Regions from separate parts of the Homo sapiens genome. Here region 1 is linked to region 2. The links are chromatin loops, found by intact Hi-C in ENCODE. Cell type or tissue: PC-3. All regions are shown on one strand. Links, peaks and the distances in the headings refer to the core of each region. The heading gives the core; the rest is flanking DNA.

Region 1 (5,492 bases), core at 378-5,377, 93 kb before region 2:
ATCATATCATCATCATAATCATGATCAGTTTCACATGATCAATTCTCTTATCTCTGTGCTGCTTTCCAGAAGATAGCTTCAGATTATTTTTCCAGTTCACCAATTTTTTTCTTCAGCTGTGTTCATTCTGTCTATACATTGAGTTTTCAAGTTTGACAGTTATAGTTTTTATTTTGTGAAAGGTTCATGTGTGCATTTGTTTTCTGTGGGAGGAAGTCCTTTGTAAAATCTACCTAGCTATTATTTATAGTCTCTTTTTAAATTTTAACTTAATATTTTTTCTTTAACATCTTAAACAGTTCATTTATATTCATGCATCTTATAGAGAGTGATGGAATGAGACTGATTCATGCTTGAGCATCATGGAAACGTTATTATCTACTTTCCAACTTGGCTCCCAAGTTTATGATAGGTCCTTTAAAAGCAAATGAAAAAGGAAGAGGGGAAAGGTGGACCTGTTCATTGAGTAGAATATTTAGGGAGATTGCAAAGAAGGCATGGATATCCAACCCTCTGCCAAAGAGAATGTCCTTGATTCAGTCAGCACCCAGGCAGTTCCAAGAGCACAGCTGTGGGTTATCCGCAGTTCTCCACTTCGGGATCTGTGTATTTGTCATTCTGGTATCCAACATAACACATTTTCTCTGTGCAATGGGAAATCATATCAGAATCCTTGATTTTTCTTCTTCTCCCTCACATATATTATTCAAAGTAATTATCTATAACAATATTGCTTCTCTGGGTGAGAATATTGGGGTAAACCCAAACCATTTCCCAGTTAAAGATGCCAGGAGTAAATATAGATAGCAAAGAACCTGATACCCCAAGAAACCAGTTTCTACCATGATCTGGGGGATTTTCTCATATGTTACTATTTAATTTGCTTTAATTGTTTCTTCATTTATCTTTATGATCCACTAGGGAAATTGAGATTATTCCTAAAACCCCACATGATATTTCTGCATAAATTATTATTGAATAAATGAATGTGTGAATAAGATTATCAAGACTATATAAATGTTACTTTATTGGTAGGCAGTCCTCCCATTTTATCTCCCAGTGGACCATCAAAACAAATGAAGTTAAAACAAATAAAGACAACTAGATATAACATAAGAGCACCTCCCCTTTAACTTTCTCTCCGCTTTGGAGGACACCAGAGATTATTTTCTTATGGCATTTGTATCAAAACTCAAAAGGGAAAAGCATGGTATATAAGAAAGTCTGACAAACACACCGTATTTGGATCACACCCTTGTGTAACTTGGTCAAGTTCACATGCAACACAGAAATAATTTCTAACTTTCAGGGTTATTGAGATTAAATTAGACACTGTCTGTAAAGCACCTATCATAGTATTGGCACATAGTAGGCCTTCAAATAATAGAAATTTTCTTGTTCTTAAATATTATTTTTCTTTGATGATTGTAAGACTAATTTCTCCCTTTTACATTTCTATAGATGCAGCCTTCTACCAATGCTGAAAACGAGAAGACATGGCAAGAGATATCAGATGAGATCAAGAAGATATTTAAGGCTGCTGTAAAGCTGTTACACGAAAAGGGTAAAATGAAACACAGCCAGGCTAAGAGGTACCTGTTCTCAGGTAATTTTCCCATACCTTCAGTAAAATAAGAAATATATCATTAATAGGTACATCTACTGCTTCCCTTTAATGCCCTGCAAATTTAATCTCATTTACTGCCTGGTGAAATTTAATTTTTCTAAATGTTCCCATGTTCTGGAGAAGCAAATGTTCTTTTGTTTTAATTATAGAAAAGCCTTCCCTTAACTCTAAGGCTTCTCTAGAAAATGTGATTTTAAAAGAAGCCAGAGGTGGCCCCGGATATAATTGACCATATTCTGCCATGATTTCTCAGTTGAGCTGTTCATTCATCACTTACCCGCTTATCCAGCAAATATTAATGGATCTATTGAGTTCCTACGTGCCAAGCACTGGGGAGACAACACTGAGTAAAAACACAAGGTCTCAGGCCTCCTGCAACTTATTTTTTTAGAGGGAGGAAAAATATTCATAAAATATATATTCATAAATGATAGCCAAGTAATCAAATAAATGAACAAGATCGTATCAAAAGTGATTGATAAGTATTATGAGTAAAATAAAGCACAGTCATAGGATAATAGTGACTGATAAAGGATGTGGGGATCCAGATTTAGATGAGGTGGGCAAAAAGGAGAGGACTTTGGACCTGAATTACGGAAGAAAATCAGAACTGACAGTGCCATATGCATCTAAGGTAGAGAATTCCCAGCAGAGGGAGCAACAGATTTAAGATCTCTGAGACAGGAACGTGCTTAGCTAATTCCAGGAGCAGGAAAAATAAAAGATAGCTTTACTTTTTTTTTTTCTTTTTTTTTTTTAACTTTTACAGAGAGGGAGAGATGAGGATAGAAGTTGGGCACAGGCCATAATAGGAAGCTTGTGTTTTATTCTGGGCGAGATGGGAAGCCATCAGAGGGTGTGGCACAAGGGATTTGGTAGGATCTAATTTAGCATTAAAATAAAAACCTCTCCAGCTATTTGGTAGGCTCAAATTTAACATTAAAATAAAAACCCACCCAGTTATTCAGGTATACTTCAGTCTATACCATACCAAGCATTCTGCGTACAGAGGCTCACCTGTTGGCCTTTCTCAGCCATGGAAAGGAAGCTTTATCATTAGAAGTTGCTCAGGAAATTACAGAACTGAAGGAATATGTCAGTCATAGTTTCCAGGGAACAAACACAACTAGTAAAAGTAGTCAGATGTGTAGCATTTATTTTGAAAGTTGATAGTAAAAATTTATAAAGGGAAAAACTATAATAGCTGCGTTTTCAGATTGGTTTTGAAATGGTGCGGCAAAGCATTCGTGAAAACCTAAAAGGCACTTGGTAATCATTCTCACTGGATCCATGTGGGTGAAGCTCAGAGAAGTTACAAACCATTTTGACAAATTCCAGAAGGAAGCTGTTTTTAAAAATTAGGTCTTATTTAAAGTCTTCCTGAAAATACCACAATCGTCAGGAATAAGTACTGTATTTAAATATATAGATCAGGGTATATCCTTGTTCCTTTGGAACCTTTAGATCCACCTTTGAGGCTCAGGCTCTTCACCTTTATCAAAGACAGAACAACCCTGTTCCTTCAAGAGCTGTCTTAGAAAAAAGTACCTGGAGTGAAGCTTTCCTATTATTTATGTAAAAAACACCAGTCTGGGGAAGTCATCCTCTTATTTACAATCGCACAGCTCCAGTGTTTGGTTATTTCCCTGGCAAACACTTGTCCTAGCTTTCCCCACACAGTGAAGAACTGTGTCCACATAGATAGCCATGTGAAGATGAGAAATTTCATGTGAGCCACTACAAGTGGAGTGTTTTCTGCTTGGGGTTATATCTCCTGAAGATATACATGCTCATGACAATTTTACTTATTTTACGTTCAAACTCCTTTTAAGATCATGTCTGCACAATCAAAATTGCTGACGTGCCAACTCTTTCAAATGGATATAGTATATATTATATTTTTAGAAATCTTGAAATAAGAATACTGGATAGAACCTGTTAAAGGTGTATTGTTTATGTTTGAATGTAATTTTTCACACTTCTAGTTTCACCTTTTTAAACAACAGGAGAGGACGAGAAATAAATTAGACTCTAAAATGGTGCCCTTCTGAGAACATCAAAACTCAGTGGCCTTGGGAATCGTAAAGAAATTAATTTCTCATGGATAATAGTTACCAGGACTGGAAACCTATTTCCACCATTACCTTCAGTGGATGCTCTCACTGGTTAAATTTCAGGACATTAAGGAACATGCAAAAACAGAAAATAAATATAATATTCTAATAATGCCCTAAAATTCTAAAATTTATAATATTTATAGATAGGCATCAGAAACTGTGAATAAAATTCCCATAAAATCATAAGCATGCACTTCGCCTCTAAAAATAACTCTGTAGAGTTGCCTTTGTATCATAGCTCTCATTTATTTAGGTATATTTAAGTCTATACCATACCAGGCATTCTGTGTACAGCATTTATCCCCCCTGAGCCAAGCTTAGATGGGCTCTGCCAAATTAGTTTATCTGTATTTCTTTTTTTGCTCCATTTGTGATCAACACTTCTGCTTGATACATCCTTTTCATAAATGTGATAACAATGTCAAGTTATAGTTGAATTGCTTTCTGGGAGTCAAAGGTGGCAGAGCATATCTCTGATTATAATGCATTATATATAGATACTACAGTTTGACCGCTTCCTTTCTCTTCATGATGCTCTCAGAATGTAGCAAGCTGTTAATCCAACCTGCTAGCATTTTACACAGATGACTAGAAAAGAGATGGGTCCAAGGCTGCTTTCTGTAGTAGCTCATGATGTCCAGATTTCTGGCATCTTCCCTTATCTACATTATAACAAGTTCTTACTCTTCCTTAAAAAGAATAGTAGACATATGTTTATAAGCTCCTTTAACTGGCTTCCTTAACCAGCTTGCTCAATTAAAACCATTTGTAAAATGTACTGATGCTCATGACACAGCTTACTAGGCACTGGTAGCTATGAAAATATCTTTTTCATTTAGGTTGAAAATTTCCATTGAAAGGCTCTCATTACTGAAAAAATATTATCACAAGAGTTCCACCGAAAGGAACCATTTTTAAATAAAATTCTCACCCTTCTTAATAGTTACATTACAGAATATATGTATATATATTCTAGATTTTGCTTGACATTGGAGTTATGACCAGCATGTAATTTTTTTCAATTTATGGCCAGACCAGCCCTGTGTATTCAGAGCCTCCCTGACAGAAATTCACAATCTGAGATCAAAGCACCTGCAGATTCTGTGGCTGATGAGGGCCAACTTCCCGCTCACAGATGGCTGTCTTCTTGCTGTGTCCTCACAGGGCAGGAGGGCAAGGGAACTCTCTGAGATCTCTTTTATATGAACACGACTTTCATTCATAAAGGCTCTGCCCTCATGAACTAATTACCCAAACGCCCCACCTCCTAACACTATCACACTGAAACCTAATCAGGTTTCAACATATAAATTTCTGGGAGACACAAACATTCAGTTTATAGGGCTCCATAATGGATTATTTTTCTCAATGTTCTGTTTTCTCTCACCATTGTATCCTAAGCGGCTGTCATCGTGCCTGGAATATAAAAGGTGTTCAATGAAGAGCAATTACATGAAGGAAAGGGATGGTGAAGGAGGAAGAAAGGAAGAGCAGCCAATTTTAAGAATACTTGCTTTGTCATTCATTTCCATTAGCTTATTTTACATATTTTTAATTTTTCCCTGCACAATGATGTTTTCATTACTACTGACCCAGTTTAAAATTTTCTTATGGGGACACAAATTATTTATAATATATATGTACTTGTGTGCAAGCATATGTATTGTAAGCCATAATACGGTATATGTTAGAAGAAATGAAGTTATATACTAAGTCACTTTTTCTGTACTTGTTCTGATGGATATTAT
Region 2 (5,492 bases), core at 361-5,360:
GTATTAGCAAGGAGGCCCTAAGCAATTCATCAGTCCGTTCTGTAAACATTCATGAAGTCTCAAGTCTTTATTCTTTTAGGTTCTTCTACCACCACTCTGCAGAAAATATATTGCAGTCAGCTTAACTATATTCCCCAATAGGATTCTACTACCCTTAAATTCAGCATCAGGCACCAGAAATCATATAATCCACCAGCAGGATACAGGACCAATCCAGCCTCAGGCAGCACACCAAAGGCTTCACTCGATGACTATTCCCTGTTCATACAGGGTCAGGGAAGCCTATTTATACCTTGAATCTCATAAGTAGTGTCTGTTTTTAGAATTTATTTTTCTGATCAATAAGCCATTAATTTCATCAATGAAAACTCATTTCTGCCATTCATTAATTCATATCTTAATCAATGGACAGTGGAGTTGCATTTATTAACCAGTACTATGTCTGACCTTCCTGATTAGATACTAGCTGTTCACTCCTAAAGTGTATATTTCTGACTACCCCAAGGGTTTAATAAACAAAAATCTACATTTGTATCATACTGTTTATGATGTAGTAAATTATACATGTCAAAGCAAAGGACACAAGCAAATCCTTAGCCCAGACACTAGATGTAGCGGGAGCTCAGCTGAAGACTGAATTACTATCGCACTAGAATTCAGCACCATCTTGTTTTGTGCTTTAGTTATCTAATTGCTTCGTGTGTTGGATTTGGCTTCTTAATCAGATTATGAAATTCTTGGAAAGAGAGAGTTATATACTGTTTATTCTTCTACAATAGCTAGCACAGTGCTAGATACATATAGGTCTAGAATCAATCATTTTTAATTATTAAAATTCATAGTAATACCTTACAAACACTTGGCCCGTAGGATTCTATAGTTGCTTTGAGATTCTAAAGTACCTCAGTGGACTACAAACCTTAAGAAATTGCCTGACTGACTTGAGTGATGGAAATGGTATATTTTGTGTAGATTTTCTCATATCAATTCACAGCTTTGTTCTAACAATTATTAAACTTCATTGGGATAAGCATAAAGTATGAACCATAATAAACAATCATGCACCTCATAACGATGTTTTGGTCAGCTATGGACTGTATATGTGACAGGGATCTCATAAAATTATACTGGAGCTGAGAAATTACTACTGCCTAGTGACATCATAGCACACCACCTTACTCACGTGTTTGTGATGATGCTGTTGTAAACATACCTGCCGCACTTCTGGTCTTATAAGAGTATAGCACATACAATCATGTATAGTACATACTTGACAATGATCATAAATGTCTGTGTTACAAGTTTATGTATTTACTATGCTATACTTTTTATTATTTGAGAGAGTACATCTTCCACTTATTTAAAAAAAAAGTTGATTGTAAAACAGCCTCAGGCAGGTCCTTCAGGAGGTATTCCAGAAGAAGACATTGTTATCATACAAGATGATAGCTCCATGCATGTTATTGAACCTGAAAACCTTCCAATAGGACAAGATGTGGAGGTGGGACAGTGATACTGACAATCCTGGCCGTGCGTAGGCCTAAGCTAATGTGTGAGTTTATGTCTTACCTTTTAACAAAAAGGTTTTTTTAATTAAAAAAAATTAATTAAAAAAGGAAAAAGTATATATAATAAGACTATAAAGAAAGAAAATCATTTTATACAGCCACACAATGTATTTGTGTTTTAAGCTAAGTGTTACTACGAAAGAGTCAAAACGTTTTAGTAATTAAAAAGTTTATAAAGTAAAAAAGTTACAGTCAGCTAAGGTTAATTTGCTATCAAAGAAAGAAAAATATTTTAAAATAAATGTAGTCTAAGTGTGCAGTGTTTATGAAGTCTCCAGTAGTGTCCAGTAATAGCCTAGGCTTCATATTCACTCAAACTCACTCACTGACTCACCCAGAGCAACTTCAGTCCTGTAAGCTCCATTCATGGTAAGTGCCCTATCTAGGTGAACCATCTCTTAACTTTTATACCGCATTTTTACTGTACCTTTTCTCTATTTATGTTTAGATACATAAATACTTTTATGAGCCGGGCATTGTGGCTCACGCCTGTAATCCCAGCACTTTGGGAGGCCGAGGTGGGCAGATCATGAGGTCAGGAGATTGAGACCATCCTGGCTAACACAGTGAAACCCCGTCTCTACTAAAAAATACAAAAAAAAAAAAAAAATTAACTGGGCGTGGTGGCGGGCGCCTGTAGTCCCAGCTACTTGGGAGGCTGAGGCAGGAGAATGGCAGGAACCCAGGAGGCGGAGCTTGCAGTGAGCCGAGATCGCACCACTGCGCTCCAGCCTGGCGACAGAGCAAGACTCCGTCTCAAAAAAAAAAAAATACTTTTATGTTACAATTGCCTAAAGTATTCAGTACAGTAACGCACCATACAGATGTGTATCCTAGGGGCAATAGGCTATACCAGGCAGTCTAGGTGTGTGGTAGGCTACACCATCTAGATTTGGGTAGTACGCTCTGTGATGTTCACACGACAAAATCACCTAATGTTGCCTTTCTCAGAATGTGTCTTTGTAGTGTGACCGTACAAACATAAATACTGATATCTGGCTTCATTTCAAAATTTTTTAAATTGAGTTTGTCCATTTCCACTGAATTTAATTATTTCGAGCACCAACTCCAGGAGCAGGAAGTTAGCACTGGGCTTGTTTTTATTCTGAGTACTGCTTGAATACTAATAGTTGAAAAGTATTGTAATATTTGACCCTGAAGAGCTTTGACTCAGGGATTTTGTGTTGTCATTCACATCCTCGGCAAGGAAAGGTATCCAGCTCCTACTATTTAATATGTAATCACGACATCTAGTGCTCACTGTTTGGTTTTGTTAAGCAATAGCTGTGAGCCACAGAGCCAACCTGCAGCCGCATCTCACCCAAGAAGGCCCAGGGCTGTGTTTTCAGTTTTGCTTTTAATGATTGCATAACTGTGTGAAGTTCTAAGACACTGTTGGGATTTTAGCCTTGGGATGACAAGCCTTTGGGGCACCTCTTTGGGGTAAAGAAAGAAGAACTAACAGAAGAGCTTCAGTTTAAGTCTGATGAGGACAAACGCCTGGCACTAGGTGGGTTTTAAAAATCCTTGAAAATTTTTTAAAAACTAAAAAAAAAGCCAGCTCTTTTGCAATTGCCCAGAGAGAGGAGGACACCCATATTGATTGATGCATTGTTCTCCTAGGCAGGAATCGTCCCACTATAGTCTGCGGTAGCAAGAGTTCAAGGGTTAAAGTAGGAAGACTGATCCCATAAATGTAATTTGCATTCCTTCCAAATTCACATACAATTGTATAGCAGTGAGTATTTAAATTTAAAAACATTATAGTTTAAGGAACTTTTCTCATGAACAGTTCTCCTAGTGTACATTATGTAAATTCTACCACCAGAGAAAAATTCCTGCTTTGTTCCGGCTTAAGCTTGGTACATATATACAAACCCATACTATTACTTCAGAAAATTCAACTTAGGTAATCTGGCTCAATACTCATGGTTAGAGATTTTAACTTTAACAACTTAACAATATTTGGTTTATCATATTTGTGCTTTTATTTCAATTTAGAATGTTTTCCAGCCAGAAATCTAGCTTTAAGTTTTATAAAGCATGATGACACAGCAGCTAGAACTCAAATCTCTAAATGGAATTATGCTAAATTTAACAATATGTTACCTAAAGTCCTTATGCCTTAAAATGTTTCTAGGCTAAATTCTGCAATTTCCCTGGAAACATATTGAATTGTCTTCAATAATACATTGCATAAATATATTTATCCTACATCTAGGTACTTCAAATTATAAGCTAGTAAATCTTGTAATATTTCTAGCTTTAAGACTCGTATGTATTTCTTCCTTTGTATTTTCTCCCCAATCATATGATTATGTACTATTGATGCTATAAATATCTTATATTTTAAGGTTAGGCTAATTCCCAGTGGCTCTATTATCCCACCTGTGCTTGCAACTCAGTATGTGATGAAATTGCCTATGACTTATCAATTAACCCTTGGTGTCCCTAGAATCCAAAATAAAGAATAAATGTATGTAAAAGGATAATTGGAGACTTAGAATCTCTTCCTCAAGATTTTATCTGGTTAATGACTATCACAGGTGGGCTGTTCTTTTTATTCTTGGAAGAACATACTCTATTCCGGAGGGGAAAATATCAAATTAGTTCAGCCTGCTACCTGCTCCCATAGAAGATGGGGGAAGCTGGCTCTTTCATCGGTGTTTTCGTCTGTAGCCGCCCCCTTCCCCAACCTTGAGTTGATTTAAAAGGATGGAAGAAAGTACCGTGCTACCTCCAATGCTGTCATTCAGTGTTCACCCCAGGCAGTGTGCTAGACACATTCCTGGACTAAATCCTTTAGTTCCTTTAAGACAACAAACCTATAAGATAGGTATTATTATCTCGATTTTACATATTAAAAAATAATGTAAGCCTTTTTGTATTTGCATTGTTTTGCTTTGTTCTTTAAATGTCTGCTTTAAAAAAAGAAGTGGGGTAGGTAAAGGATCAAAAAAGGCCTGGAATCCCAAAAGTAATGATAAATGTTCTAAAAACTCTTTAAAACTTTTTATCTTCCATCTAAACAGGATGCATCTGTTACCCATGCTAATTACACAGAAGGCATCTGAGTCTTCCTAACTTCTAGCACGTAATAGACAACCTGTGATTCCTAACATTTACTGTTGGAATTTACCCATTGGATCTTTTCTATTATAAATTTATCTTCACTTTTTTGTTGTTGTTTTTCCAAGAAGAGGTGAAAATAGCAATGCCGGCTGGGCATGGTGGCTCACACCTGTAATCTCAGGACTTTGGGAGGCCAAGGCCGGTGAATCATTTGAGGTCAGGAGTTCGTGACCAGCCTGGCCAACATGGTGAAACCCTGTCTCTACCAAAAGAATATAAAAATGAGCCATGCATGGTGGCGCACGCCTGTAGTTCCAGGTACTTGTGAGGCTGAGGCACAAGAATCGCTTGAACCCAGAAGACAGAGGTTGCAGTGAGCTGAGATCATGCCCCTGCACTCCAGCCTGGATGACAAAGTGAAACTATGTCTCAAAAAAAAAAAAAAAAAAAAAAAAATGCTTGGGAGCCAGGTAATACTCAAAGAAGAATGATTGCCACTGGGCTTTTCTCAAACCCACTCATCTGTCAGTCACGTTTGAAAATTATTTCTCAGGTCAGATACGGTGGCTCACGCCTGTAAGCCCAGCACTTTGGGAGACCTAAGCGGGCGGTTCACTTGAGGTCAGGAGTTCAAAACCAGCCTGGCCAACGTGATGAAGCCCCCCGTCTCCACTAAAAATACAAAAAATTAGCCGGGTGTGGTGTGGTGGTGGGCACCTGTAATCTCAGCTACTTGGGAGGCCAAGGCAGGGGAATGGTTTGAACCCGGGAGGCAGAGGTTGCAGTGAGCCGAGAGAGTGCCACTGCACTCCAGCCTGGGCGACAGAACGAGACTCTGTCTCAAAAGCAAAG

What was found. Hi-C counts contacts between places; a loop is a spot of excess contacts. Peaks named below come from ENCODE experiments on the same cell type or tissue, not always from the same donor. Only the 100,000 strongest peaks of a DNase experiment are listed, where the experiment ranks them.
Region 1: it touches region 2 in a loop (4-fold over the local background); 1 of 110 quality-filtered maps calls a loop at or near these places.

What each region holds. Positions count from the first base shown.
Region 1 is chr4:37,432,415-37,437,906 of GRCh38, forward strand. It overlaps NWD2 (NACHT and WD repeat domain containing 2), which reads left to right. Exons shown (of 7, transcript NM_001144990.2): 5 at 1,462-1,606. Among named protein-coding and RNA genes, the nearest start is that of PGCKA1, 19 kb to the right of the region's middle. In PC-3, for the core only: CTCF peaks have their summits at 2,260 (motif pointing right) and 2,460; no DNase peak of the experiment used is centred there.
Region 2 is chr4:37,525,503-37,530,994 of GRCh38, forward strand. The region is part of intron 1 of PGCKA1 (PDCD10 and GCKIII kinases associated 1); the gene reads left to right. Among named protein-coding and RNA genes, the nearest start is that of PGCKA1, 74 kb to the left of the region's middle. In PC-3, for the core only: a CTCF peak has its summit at 2,809; DNase peaks (open chromatin) are centred at 1,909 and 2,809; H3K27ac peaks cover 464 bases.